Linked DNA regions of Homo sapiens: region 2 is linked to region 1. The links are chromatin contacts, found by Hi-C or POLR2A ChIA-PET in ENCODE. All regions are on one chromosome and are shown on one strand. Each heading gives the region's core, a stretch centred on a gene start or an enhancer-like site at or near the end of the contact. The rest is flanking DNA. Distances are from core to core; before and after follow the strand shown. Region 1 overlaps ATP2A2 (ATPase sarcoplasmic/endoplasmic reticulum Ca2+ transporting 2). Region 2 has its middle 30 kb from the start of C12orf76.

What was found. A loop is a pair of places that touch in the nucleus more often than their neighbours do. ChIA-PET counts read pairs that join two places held with the same protein, here RNA polymerase II (POLR2A). Pooled maps may share reads with other maps.
Region 2: a loop to region 1 is called in a pooled map, with 3 times the contacts of the local background. The contact joins two enhancer-like sites. A Hi-C loop is called at or near these places in 2 of 50 pooled maps. POLR2A ChIA-PET finds 5 or more read pairs at or near these places in 3 of 52 experiments (BJ, Panc1 and activated CD4-positive, alpha-beta T cell).

Annotation. Positions count from the first base shown.
Region 1 is chr12:110,309,025-110,315,983 of GRCh38, forward strand. The region is part of intron 5 of ATP2A2 (ATPase sarcoplasmic/endoplasmic reticulum Ca2+ transporting 2); the gene reads left to right. Among named protein-coding and RNA genes, the nearest start is that of ATP2A2, 31 kb to the left of the region's middle. RefSeq lists an enhancer at 5,609-5,688. Within about 2 kb of position 4,132, at least 14 of the 41 ENCODE cell types and tissues checked have a DNase peak (open chromatin) inside an H3K27ac peak, as active enhancers do.
Region 2 is chr12:110,075,414-110,082,372 of GRCh38, forward strand. No RefSeq gene overlaps it. Among named protein-coding and RNA genes, the nearest start is that of C12orf76, 30 kb to the left of the region's middle. RefSeq lists a cis regulatory region at 4,012-4,842 and enhancers at 4,104-4,183, 4,324-4,453. Within about 2 kb of position 4,463, at least 19 of the 41 ENCODE cell types and tissues checked have a DNase peak (open chromatin) inside an H3K27ac peak, as active enhancers do.

The DNA of each region.
Region 1 (6,959 bases), core at 2,882-5,381:
CTTTGTCAGCTTTTGGAAGATATCTGGTAGGATGGTTCTGGCTGAACTTTTCAAAGACTAAGCTGGAATAGGTGGTTTTTTGAGGGAGATATGGAGAGAGAGTTTAAGGAAACTAATTTTTTTTTTTTTTTTTTTTTTTTTTTTTTTTTTTGAGATGGAATCTCACTCTGTCGCCCAGGCAGGAGTGCAAGGGCGTGATCTCAGCTCACTGCAACCTCCGCCTCCTGGGTTCAAGCGATTCTCCTGCCTCAGCCTCCCTAGTAGCAGGGATTACAAGTGCCCGCCACCACACCCGGCTAATTTTTGTATTTTTAGTAGAGACAGGGTTTCACCATGTTGGCCAGGCTGGTCTCGAACTCCTGGCCTCAAGTGATCCGCCCGCCTCAGCCTCCCAAAGTGCTGGAATTACAGGTGTGAGCCACCATGCCCAGCCAGGAAACTAAATTTTATATGTTGCTATACCAGCTAATCATTCCAAAGAGAAACTGGGTAAGCATACATAGCAAATGCTAATGTGAGTCTTAAGTATCTAGAACACAAGAGCCAAATGAAATTGATATGGCAAATAAAAACATGGAGAAAATAACCCGCACATAGGCTGTGCTCAGTGGCTCATGCCTGTAATCTCAGCACTTTTGGGGGAGGCCAAGGCATGCAGATCACTTGAGTCCAGGAGTTTGAGACCAGCCTGGGCAACATAGTAAAACCCCATCCCTACAAAAAATACAAAAATTAGCTAGGCGTGGTGGTGCGTACCTGTAGTCCCAACGACTTGAAAAGCTGAGGTGGGAGGATCACCTGAGCCCAGGAGGTCGAGGCTGTGGCAGTGAGCTGAAATTAAGCCACTGCACTCCAGCGTGGGCAACAGAGTGAGACCCTGACTCAAAAAAAAAAAAAAGAGAAAGTGACCCACATGTTCACCTCTTAAGAAGCCACAGTAATTCTACATTATCTTAAGGCCAAGAAAATATTTCTCCGGATGGATGGAAACCAAAAGTAGTGAAGTTGTACATAATCTTATAAGAAATGAACGTCATTGTTTTTAAGCTTTCTGTATTATCTGCTGACATGAAAGTGAATCAAGCTATAATAGCCTAAGTCATTTCTGTTTTCTTTTTTTCTTTTTCCTTTTTTTTTTTTAAAGTAGAGACGGGATTTTACCATGTTGGCCAGGCTGGTCTCGAACTCCTGACCTCAAGTGATCTGCCTCCCTTGGCCTCCCAAAGTGCTGGGATTACAGGCATGAACCACCGTGCCCGGCCATGGTTTTGTGGGATGTTTTTTTGAGACAAGGTCTCCCTGTATTACCCAGCCTAGTCTCAAACTCCTGGGCTCAAGGGATCCTCTTCCCTTGGCCTCCCAAAGTGCTGGGATTACAGGCATGAGCCACCATTCCCAGCTAGAAGTCTTAGTTTTAGAATTTTGGGGCTTCTAGTATATGCCGCAGGGGTTATTTATTGACTTCTTAAGAACACTGTTTTCAGGGTTGTTTAAAACAAACTTTATGTATCTTGGTAACCCAGGGTTGATGAATAGCACCAGGAAATAAATATTCTCAGATGACTTCTGTCTTGTAGTATATACTCTGGAGCGAATCATCTTTTAAGATTTAAGTAGTGGAAGCAACACAATCTTAAAATTGCATTTGCTTTAGCACTTGTACAGAAATTGATAATTTTATTTCCTAAAATGAAGACTTAATAGCCAACAGGGTGCCAGCAATTTCAAGATTTACTCGGGAATAAAAAGAATAATTCTTAAACTTGACAGCAATTTAAAGGAAGAAAACTTTCAATTTAAAGGAAGGAAACTTTTACTTCAGACAGTTAACATGCAGTACTGAGATTTAGTAGCAGGTATAAACTGCTTTTGAAGCAGTTGAGTAAAAGGCAGAGTTGTGAAATAGATGAGTGGATTCATATAAGAACCTGGATTATGATCCTAGTTCTGCATGACATTGGACTATGTACATTAACCTCTGCAGAATTAGGTAATTGGAGTACTGTTTCAAGGAGCTTTCTTGCTCTAAAAAGTGTGATTTAGATAGTATGGCCATGAGTCCATGTGGACTTTTTTTTGCTTTTAGAAAGCTGTTGGGGTTGGAATTGACTGGCTTTAAACATTTAGCAAACATTAAATGCTCTTTAACACAAAACAGAGTAGTCAGTCTGCTGTAGAGCAGAGGAGTTGGCATACTATCTTTGTGGGTTGGTTGGTTGGTTCGTTTGTTTATAGACATGAGGTCTCACTGTGTCACTCAGGCTGGTCTTGAACTCCTGGCCTCAAGTGATCCTCCTGCCTTAGCCTGTAATCCCAGGTCTTTGGGAGGCGGAGGCGGGTGGATCACAAGATCAGGAGTTCAAGACCAGCCTGGCCAAGATGGTGAAACCCCCGTCTCTACTAAAAATACAAAAATTAGCCGGGTGCAGTGGCAGGCACCCGTAACCCGTAATCCCAGCTACTCGGTAGGCCGAGGCAGGAGAATTACTTGAACCCAGGGGGCAGAGGTTGCAGTGAGCCAAGATCGCGCCACTGCACTCCAGCCTGGGGGACAGAGCGAGACTCCATCTCAAAAAAAAAAAAAAAAAAAAAAAAAAACGCTGGGATTATAAGTGTGAGCTATAGCGTCCAGCTAATATTTTGGGTTTTGTGGGCCACAACAATCTCTGTACCAAAGTCTTTTGTAAAATATGAAAAGAGAATTGTTTAAAAAAAAAAAAAAAAAGGTGTTGGCTGGGTGCAGTGGCTTATCCCTGCAATCCTAGCATTTTGGGAGGCCATGGCAGGAGGATCACTTGAGCCCAGGAGTTTGAGACCAGCCTGGGCAACATATTGAGACCTTGTCTTTACAAAAAAAGTTTTAAAAACTTGCATAGTGAGGCTGGGAGCCATGGCTCATGCCAGCACTTTGGGAGGCTGAGACGAGGTTCACTTGAGCTCAGGAGTTTGAGACCAGCCTGGGCAACATGGAAAGACCCCGTCTCTAAAAAAATAAAAAATGAAAATTTGCTGGGCATGTTGACGTGCTCCTGTAGTCCCTGCTTCTCGGGAGGCTGAGGTGGGAGGATCAGTTGAGCCTGGGAGGTCAGGGCTGCAGTGAGCTCAGATCGTGCCAGTATGCTCCAGCCTGGGTGACAGAGTGAGACAGAGTAAAACTCTGTCTCCCAAAAAAAGTTCGGGGGGTGGGGAGCCTTAAGATTTTGCACACTGCTTAGATCAATGTTTCTCTAACTTCATGTGTGCAGGAATTACCTGGGGATGTTGTTAAAATGTATGTTTTGATTGGTTCAGTCTGAAATGGGGCCTGATTATTCTGCATTTCTAATAAGCTCCCAGGTCAATAATTTGAGTAGCAAGGCTCTAGAGCAGATCTTAATCATTTCTAGATCACAGTCCCTTTGAGAATTAATGAAATTTATGGACTTTCTTCCCCAAAAACATATATTGAAAATCTTGTGTGCAACTTCAGGAGGTTCATTTGTCCTCCTCCTCAGAAAGTCCACCTCAGGATTCTAGCTATTTAGTTTTGAAAACTGAAGTACAGGCCGGGCATGGTGGCTCATGCCTGTAATCCCAGCAATTTAGGAGGCCAAGGCAGGCGGATCATTTGAGCCCAGGAGTTCGAGACCAGCCTGGCCAACACTGTGAAATCCCATCTTCACTAAAAATACAAAAATTACCCGGGTGTGGTGGTGGATGCCTGTAATCCTAGCTACTTGGGTGGCTGAGGCACGAGAATCGCCTAAACCCAGGAGATGGAAGCTGCAATGAGCCTAGATTGCACAACTGCATTCCACCCTGAGGGACAGAGCGAGACTCTGTTGCAAAAAAAAAAAAAAAAGAAAACAAAACAAAAAAGAAAAATTGCTTTAGTTGTTCTGTAAATCCTGGAAGCTATACCTCTGTTTCCAAAGCCAAGGTATAAATTATTACTCTAGAAAACGGATAAGCAGAAGAGCAAAATAGTCTAAAACAAAAATCAGCATAGAGAGTTTTTGAGTTTGAGAGCCCCTGAGCACTGTCAGAATAGCTAAGACATTAAGAACTGTGAGAAATGAGAGTTCTCCTCAACCATCAGACCATGATAGGCCAGTTGATCTTGAAGCCTGACCTGATTTCATGGGGCTGGCATTTCCTTCCTGATTTCCTGTAATCACCTCCTCTCTACTCCCCATGATTCAGTGGTAGTCACAGTACCAGGAAGTGCCAACCTTTTCATTCTTGCTACTGAGATGAAGATTTTGGAAAAAGGAGAAGAAACCATGTGGTTTGGGAACCACCTTTCCTTTTTTTTTTTTTTTTTTTTTTGATACGGAGTCGCTCTGTCGCCCAGGCTGGAGTGCAGTGGAATGATCTCGGCTCACTGCAAGCTCCGCCTCCTGGGTTCACGCCATTCTCCTGCCTCAGCCTCCCCGTTAGCTGTGACTACAGGCACCCACCACAATGTCCGGCTAATTTTTTGTATATTTTAGTAGAGATGGGGTTTCACCATGTTAGCCAGGCTGGTCTCAAACTCCTGACCTCAAGTGCTTCATCTGCCTTGGCCTCCCAAAGTGCTGGGATTACAGGTGTGAGCCACCGCTGCTGGCCATGGGAACCACCTTTCCTAAGCATTAACACCAAACCACCTAGATGGGCAGATTTAACTGTGACCAACTTTTATATTAAAAGATAATGGAACTTTTTTTTTTTTTTTTTTTTTTGAGACAAAGTCTCGGCTCTGTCACCCAGGCTGGAGAGCAGTGGTGCAATCTTGGACCACTGGAACCTCTGCCTCCTGGGTTCAAGCGATTCTTCTGCCTCAGCTTTCCCATTAGCTGGAATTACAGGTGTGCACCACCCCACCTGGCTATTTTGTATTTTTTTTTTAGTAGAGACGGGGTTTCACCATGTTGGCCAGGCTGGTCTTGAACTCCTGACCTCAAGAGATCCACCCACCGTCAGCCTCCCAAAGTGTTGGGATTACAGGCATGAGCCACTGTGCCCGGCCGATAATGGAACTTTTGAAAACCAAGGGCTTGGTGGCCGGGTACACTGGCTCATGCCTGTAATCCCAGCACTTTGGAGGCCGAGGCGGGCAGATCACCTGAGGTCAGGAGTTCGAGACTAGCCTGACCAACATGGAGAAACGCTGTCTCTACTAAAAATTCAAAATTAGCTGGGCATGGTAGCGCTTGCCTGTAATCCCAACTACTTGGGAGGCTGAGGCAAGAGAATCACTTGAACCCAGGAGGCAGAGTTTGTGCTGAGCTGATATCGTGCCATTGCACTCCAGCCTGGGCAGCAAGAGTGAAACTCTGTCTCAAAAAAAGAAAAAAAAAAAAAAAGTAAAACAAAGGGCTTGGCATTATCAGTGCCAGAAAAATACAAGATTGAGAGAATGGGGAAACAGGAGGGACATAAACTTGGTGGGAGTATACATTTGTATGCAAAAGTAAAAGATAACAGACGAAGATGTTAACCCTGTAACACCGTAAAAGGAAATGTTAGAAATAACTAGATAGCCATAAAAATAGAGGATGATTCATTTAGTTCATGGTATGGTTGTGAAATACTGTGGCCTTGAACAAGTACCTTTTAGTGTCTCATTTTCCTCATCTATAAACAGGGAGGGAGTAAAGATAATAGATCCCTCCTTAGAGTTGTGAAGATTGAATTAGTAACCTGTGAAGCTGTTCCAGCAGTACCTGGTCTAGAAATAATAGTCTCAAAATTTCATTGCTTATTATTACTATACAGCCACTTTTTAAAATGAGACAGGTATGTATAAATATAAAAGGTCTAATATTGTTTTAGTGAATGTTGTACATAAAGAGATGTCCAGAAAATCCAGAAGATACACTTTTTTTTTTTTTTTTTGGAAATGGAGTCTCGCTCTGTCGCCCAGGCTGGAGTGCAGTGGCATGATCTCAGCTCACTGCAAGCTCCGCCTCCTGGGTTCATGCCATTCTCCTGCCTCAGCCTCCCAAGTAGCTGGGACCACAGGCACCCGCCACCATGCCCGGCTAATTTTTTGTATTTTTAGTAGAGACGGGGTTTCACCATGTTAGCCAGGATGATCTCGTTCTCCTGACCTTGTGATCCGCCTGCCTCAGCCTTCCAGAGTGCTGGGATTACAGGCGTGAGCCATCGCGCCCGGCAATATACTGTTAACTGTATATATATCTGTTGAAAGAGGGGAAGAAGAATGGTGTTTGACCTTTTAAACGTGCATTTTTCTTTTGTGATAAAAATCTCTGTTGGTAGGTAGGCTGGAGTACTCTAACATTGCTTAGTGCATGGTTGCCTTTGCAACATCTAATGAATTGGTTACCTTTCTACCCCCATAACTCTAGTAACTGGAAACTTGCTTAATGATCAGTGTCATTTTTTTAGTCAGTTCATTATAAAATATTCCTTATGAGCTAAAATATATTTTGTCTGTTGTGTATGTTAGCTTTTTTAATTTGGAGCCACATAGAAATCTGATTTATCACCAGTTTAGATCTGAAGGGGAGCTTATGAAACCTTATTTTAGGGGATGAGAAGACTAAAACTCAGAGTTTGTAACTTATCCAGGAGCATGTGGCAGTTTGTGGCAGTACTAGGACTGTCAAATGTTAGCAGTATAGCGTATCCTAAAATTTTTATTTTTGGCCGGGTGCGGTGGCTCACGCCTGTAATCCCAGCACTTTGGGAGGCCTAGGTGGGTGGATCACTTGAGGTTGGGAGTTCGAGACCAGCCTGGCCAACGTGGTGAAACCCCATCTCTACTAAAAATACAAAACTTAGCCGGCCGCATCGGCACACGCCTGTAGTCCCAGGTATTTGGGAGGGAGGCAGGAGAATTGCTTGAACCCAGGAGGCGGGGGTTGCAGTGAGCTGAGATCACGCCACTGTGCTCCAGCCTGGGTGACAGAGCAAACAAACAAAATTAGCTTGGTGTGGTGGTGGGCACCTGTAATCCCAGCTACTCGGGA
Region 2 (6,959 bases), core at 3,213-5,712, 230 kb before region 1:
CAGCCTCCCAAACTGCTGGGATTACAGGCGTGAGCCACCGCGCCCCCCCCCACCACCTTATTGCTTTTTCTTAACTCTGCCCACACCTTTGTAAATCGTCCCATCATTAGTTACCCCACTTGAGTATACCATTGCTTTCCCACCAGGAATCTGAGCGATACAGTCATCTTCATCTGTAAAAAGAGAAGATTCACAGGTAGAGCCTGATGCTTAGAACATCGGCCTGGCGGTGCAGGGTGGCTCACACCTGTAATCCCAGCACATTGGGAGGCCAAGATGAGCAGATCACTTGAGGTCAGGAGTTCCAGACCAGCCTGGCCAACATGGCGAAACCCCATCTCTACTGAAAATACAAAAATTAGCCAGAGATGGTGTCAGGCACCTGTAATCCCAGCTACTTGGGAGGCTGAGGGAAGAGAGTTGCTTGAACCCAGGAGGCAGAGGTTGCAGTGAGCCGACATCATGCCACTGCACTCCAGCCAGGGCAACAGCAAAACTCCCTCTAAAAAAAAAAAAAAAAAAAAAAAAAAGAACATTGGCTGTAGGGAACTAATGGCCTGACTTCCAATCCTGGTTTCACATCTTACCTGCTCTGTGACCTTGGACAGCTCTGTTCATTTTATTCATTCACTTATTCATTCATTCATTCCCAAGAGCACCAGGAATAGTGGATATAGCAGCGGACAGGCAGACAAGTCAAATGTCCATCCACTGACAAATGAATCCACAAAAGGGTGTCTGTCCATAAAAGGGAATATTATTCATCCTTAAAAAGTAATGAAGCACTGACCCATGCTTCAACATGGATGAGCCTTTAAAACATTACACTAAGTGAAATAAGCCAAATGCAAAAGGACACCTTTTTTTTTTTTTTTTTTTTTGAGATGGAGTCTCACTCTGTCGCCAGGCTGGAGTGTAGTGGCGCAATCTCAGCTCACTGCAACCTCCACCTCCCGGGTTCAAGTGATTCTCCTCCCTCAGCCTCCTGAGTAGCTAGGACTACAGGCGTGCATCTCCACACCCAGCTAATTTCTGTATTTTTAGTAGAAACGGGGCTTCACCATGTTGGCCAGGATGGTCTCAATCTCTTGACCTCGTGATCTGCCCTCCTCGGCCTCCCAAAGTGCTGGAATTACAGGCGTGAGCCACCATGCCTGACCAGGATACTTCTTTTATGACTCTATTTATAGGAAATGTCCAGAATAGGCAAATCACTTCAGTGTTGCTCTTGCTACCACTCTAAGACATCTATTTTCTTGTCTTTCTTTTGCTTGTTTGTTTGTGACGGAGTCTCATTCTGTCGCCCAGGCTGGAGTGCAGTGGCATGATCTCAGCTTACTGCCATCTCTGCCTCCTGGGTTCAAGAGATTCTCCTACCCCAGCCTCCCAAGCAGCTGAGATTACAGGCACACACCAGCATGCCCGGATAATTTTTGTGTTTTTAGTAGAGACAATGTTTCACCATGTTGGCCAGGCTGGTCTCAAACTCCTGGCCTCAAACGATCCGCCCACCTCGGCCTACCAAAGTGCTGGGATTACAGGTGTGAGCCACTGCGCCTGGCCTATTTGTTTTTCTGCTGAGCTCTTGCACTGATCCCTCACGCTCTCCCCTCTCTACTCCTTCAGCCCTTGTCCTCTATTTCACCATTGCCACCTCCACCACTCCATGGATTCTGTTCTCAATGAGGTTACCAAAGACTTCTCAGTAGCCAGACTTTGTTGATATATTTTAGTCCTTATTTTACTTTATCTCTTGGATGCATTCAACACCACTGACCACTTTCTGCTTCTTGGAGCAGTTTTTTCCCTTGGTTTCCATGACTCTCCTGGGTCCCATGTTCTCCTGGTTTCTCATTTGTACCTCTATGACTCTTTATCTTATCTTTCTTTTTTAAAAATAATTTAATTTATTTATTTTAGAGACTGGGTCTTGCTCTGTCACCCAGGCTGGAGCGCAGTGGCATGATCATAGTTCACTGCCGCCTCAAACTTCTGGGCTCCAGCGATCCTTCTGCCACAGCCTCCTGAATAGCTGGGACCACAGGCACATGCCACCAAGCCTGGCCATTTTTTTTTAATTTTGTAGAGATAGGGTATTGCTATGTTACCCAGGCTGGTCTCAAACTCCTGGCCTCAAGTGATCCTCCTGCCTCAGCCTCCCAAAGTACTGGGATTACAGGCATGAGCCACTGCGTCCGACCTTTGTCTTAACTTTCTCTGGCTCTCTTCTCCCTGTAAATTTCAGTTCCAACAAATTGTCTCTCAGCACTTTTTATGTTCCTATCTGGATAGGACAGGTTATGCTCAAATAAGAAAGCTCTCTCAGAGTCTCATGGCTTATAACAGTGATGATTTAATTCTCACCCACACTACATGTCCATCATGGATCTCCCAGAAGGCTCTACTCTCTGTAGTCACTCAGAGATCAAGGCTAACGGAACAGCCACTGTCTTGAACTCTTTAATGAGAACTATGGAGAGTCTCACAGTAGCAATTAAATGTTCTGACCTCGTGATGGAAAGAATATAAAGTTACCAAAAAAAAAAAAAAAAAAAAAAAGCTCTGACCTAGAAATGCACTCACTTCTACTCATTACTCATTGGTCAAAACTAATCACTTAGTCCTACCCAACCACTAGGGAACCAGGAAATGCAGTTCCCGCATATATCCCCCATGTATCCAGAAACTGCAGAAGCAGAAATATTTGGTGAACAGCGCTAATGACTATTGCATCTTCTCCCTGGGAAATTTCATCCACACACATTGTTTTAAGAATAATCAAATGCTAAATGCGAAGCAGGTGGGAGGAGGGGGTATATATGTATATTATATGTTTAATTATGCATGGAATATAACTGGAAACAGGATCTACTATATAATTTGCAAGGCCCAGTGCAAAATGAAAATGTGAAGTCCGTTATTTAAAAGTTAAACATTTCAAAATGGTGACAGCAAAGCATTAAACAAATTCAGATTCCTTCTAAGTGTGGGTCCCTATATGACTGCACAGGTCCCATGCCCATGAAGCTAGCACATCTGGAAGGCTATACAAGGTGGTCTCTGGGAAGCGAGCTGAGGCTGGGGGAATTAGTCGGTGTTTGACGATTTATTTATCACCCTGCTTGTATCTGAATTTTTTCTACCATATGCGTTCATTACTTTTTTTTTTTTTGAGACAGTTTCACTCTTGTTGCCCAGGCTGGAGTGCCATGGCGCGATCTAGGCTCACCGCAACCTCTGCCTCCCGGGTTCAAGCGATTCTCCTGCCTCAGACTCCCGAGTAGTTGGGATTACAGGCATGCGCCACCATGCCCGGCTAATTTTTTGTATTTTTAGTAGAGACAGGGTTTCTCCATGTTGGTCAGGCTGGTCTCAAACTCCCGACCTCAGGTAAGCCACTGCACCCGGCCTGCGTTCATTACTTTTTAAATCACTGAACGCTAAATCTGTATCTCCAGACCATATCTGAATTCTGTGCATAGTCTATGAATCTATGAACCTATATAACCCACAGACACTTCAAGTCACATCTTCAAAATGAAACGCTTTCCCACAAAACAGTGCAAGTAAGGACTAATGAGAGGAGAGAGTGGAGACAGGCATGGACTATTTCTTCTATAGTCTTGGCTAGGAGGAAAAAGAGGTAAGAGGCCGGGTGCTGTGGCTCATGCCTGTAATCCCAGCACTTTGGGAGGCCGAGGCGAGTGGATCACCTGAGATCAGGAGTTCAAGAACAGCCTGGCCAACATGGCAAAACCTGTCTCTACTAAAAATACAAAAATTAGCTGGGTGTGATGGCGCCCGCCTGTAACCCCAGCTACTCGGAAGGGTGATAGAAGAATCACTTGAACCTAGGAGGTGAAAGTTGCACTGAGCCGAGATCGCGCCACTGCACTCCAGCCTGGGTGACAGAGCGAGACTCCGTCTAAAAAAATAAAGAAAGAGAGGTAAGAATGGTCTTTAATGGAGTCATGGGAAAATGTGTGTGTGTTGCAAGGATGTAGAGAAGATGGAACCATTTGAGCCATTCAAAGATTTTGATAGACTAAGTGGGATGTTGAGAATGGTGGTCTCTGTTTCTTTGTGAAGTAGGAAGCCACGTGTGAAGAAATGGGGATTGGGGATTGAATGGTGGATTTCTTAGTCATGTGTGTGTATGTGTTTACAATTTACAGAAAATCAGGTGACATTCTTCAGCAGAAAAGGGAGGTTTTTCTGAGGAAACACTTATCTCACAGAGCTCAAGTGCAGGAAATGTGGCCCAACCTCATGAGAACCTATTAATAGAATCAGAAACTAAACTGTCCTGAGCTGAAGTTGCTCTTTCAGTTTGAAACTGCGTGGGCCCGCCTCTGTTTGTCTCTCTGTGCGCCCATTGTGAGTCTCTGTAAACAATGGATTCCTCTGTTTCTCCCAGGGCACGTGGTCCAACACTGCCTTCAAGGTTAGGTGTCCACAGTTCGAGTGCAAGCCCAGATCCACTATCCAGTTCCGGAATTCAAGGGGAATGATTGGCCTAGTTATTTATCCCTAGTCCAATCAGCTATGGCTGTGGGCGGGGCCACAAACAAACATGGCGTCAAGCGCTGACGTCCATGAAGGGAGAAGACAGGGAGAAAGGAGGAAGAAGAAAAGGAAGGAGCGAGAGAGAGAGAGAGAGAAAGAAGAGAGAGAGCTCTCAGAGAATAGAGGCTAGGGGACTGCTGATTAAATACCCCAATTCCCTCAGGTGGGACAGCACTGAGGCAGGTCTAGGCAGTCTCCAGGGGACCCTAGTGGGACAGAGCCCAGATGCCCACAGCGATGACCTGCCCTTCCTTTTTTAATTCCACCCCCCTCCGCTCCCACCCCCGAGATGGAGTCTCGCTCTGTTGCCCCGGTTGCAGTGCAGCGGCGCCACATCGGCTCACTGCAACCTTCCCCTCTCGGGTTCAAACGATTCTTCTGCCTCAGCCTCCCCGAGTAGGTGGGGATTACAGGCGCCCTCCACCACGCCCGGCTAATTTTTGTATTTTTAGTAGAGACAAGGTTTCACTATGTTGGCCAGGCTGGTCACGAACTCCTGACCTCAAGTGATCCAACCACCTCAGCCTCCCAAAGTGCTGGAATTACAGGCGTGAGCCACCATGCCTGGTCGTGACCTGCTCTTTAGTGCTTCCTGTGTCGATTGCCTTCCCTTCCCTGCCTCCCTTCCCCATGCCTCTTCCTGGGTCACCTCCCAACAAACTACATTCACCTGAACCTCGTCCAGCCGTTATGTGCTGGTGTTAAGGAGTCTGTCTGGAATTTTCCCTGAGAGCAATAAGTGGGTTTATAAACAAGGGTGTGGCATGATCTCATTTGCAACTCAGAGCACTCTGGCTGCACCCTGGAAAATGGGCAGAAAGGGCAAGAGTGGAGACAGGGTCCTGCCCAGGGAAAGGGTACAGTGACATGGAGGGGGACTGAAGACAGCTCCTTAAAGGACACCAACATCAAGGAGACTAAGCTGAGGCACTAGGGAGGAGAGGAAGACCAGGAGACAGTGAGTATCCAGAGGCCACGGGATGAACACTTCACAAGTAAGCCGGTGGCCAAGGAGATATTAAGAGCGATGGTAAAGCTGTGAAATTAAAGCCGCTCTAGTAAGGGACCTGACAGATAAATTACTGGAACAGAATGGAGTCAAGTATTAAACACGAAGATAGGTGGAACCCGGGTGTGGTGGCTCACACCTGTAATCCCAGCACTTTGGGCAGCCAAAGCAGCAGGATTGCTTGAGCCCAGGAGTTCAAGATCATCCTGGGCAACAGAGGGAGGCCCTGTCTCTACAAGATATAAAAATAAATCAGCCAGTGGTGGTGCACGCCTGTGGTCTCAACCACTCGGGAGGCTGAGGTGGGAGGATCGCTTGAGCCCGGAAGGTCAAGGCTGCAGTGAGCCATGTTCATGCCACTGCACTCCAGCCTGGGCAACAGAGTGAGACTCTGTATGCAAAAAAAAAAAAAAAAAAAAAAAAAAAAAAGTAGGAACTTAGTGTGTGATAAAAACATTTAAATCAAGGGAGAAATAAATTCCTCCAGATAGGATCTTTAAACAATTGGCTACTCATTTAGGGGAGGTCCGAGGGAGAGGAAAATGTACTCAAACTTTACAGATTTGAAAAGATGTGTAACTTTTCAAAATATAAAGTGATAGAACTGTCATAGGTAAACTGAGTCCTTTCCTTATTTTATATCACTTGCAAAGAAAGAACACCAAAATTGGAAAAAAAAAAAAGGCCAGCTGGATTTATTCTCTGGCCAGAGAAGGAGAAGGAGTGACCTCTCACTCCAGAAACACCTCCTCCTCCCCAAGCTGTGGAAAGCTGGAGAATTTTAAAGAGTTAGATATGGGGTGGAAAGGTTTGTAAGTCTGTGCAGGGAGGAACTTTAGATGCGCAGGCACAAACCATAAACATGTGTCTTCATACGATGCATGGTCAGAAAATAGTAATTTTCTTCTATGGGTGGGGATTTTAGTATTATAATAATAAGTTAATGATCTAAAGATAACAAGGAGTCCCTGATTCTGGTTTGCTCTGGTTTCCAGCAGGCCTTACCTTCCTCTGATAATTGGTGAAACATTTTGAAGCTCCCAGGGCATCTAGAGTCCTTGTAAACTAGCATACCTAGAGGTAAAGAGACTGAAAGAAACTGTTTAAGAAATGACATAGAGCTTTTGCAGTTATCGACCACTTAAGAAAATAATGAATATTCAGCTGTTTTGCTCTCTCAGCTATTTCTCCAGGACTGCCCCAACAAGAGTCTCCAAAAGTGAGCAAAATCAGCTACACAAAATGGGACATGCAAGTTACCATTCTATTTGTATTGCACACATTTTGCATTAAAGATAGAAAATGCAAACAAAGATAACTGGACACCCTTTGAAATTACTCAACTGATGATGACACCTCACTCTCCTCTACCTGGCTGGTGTTC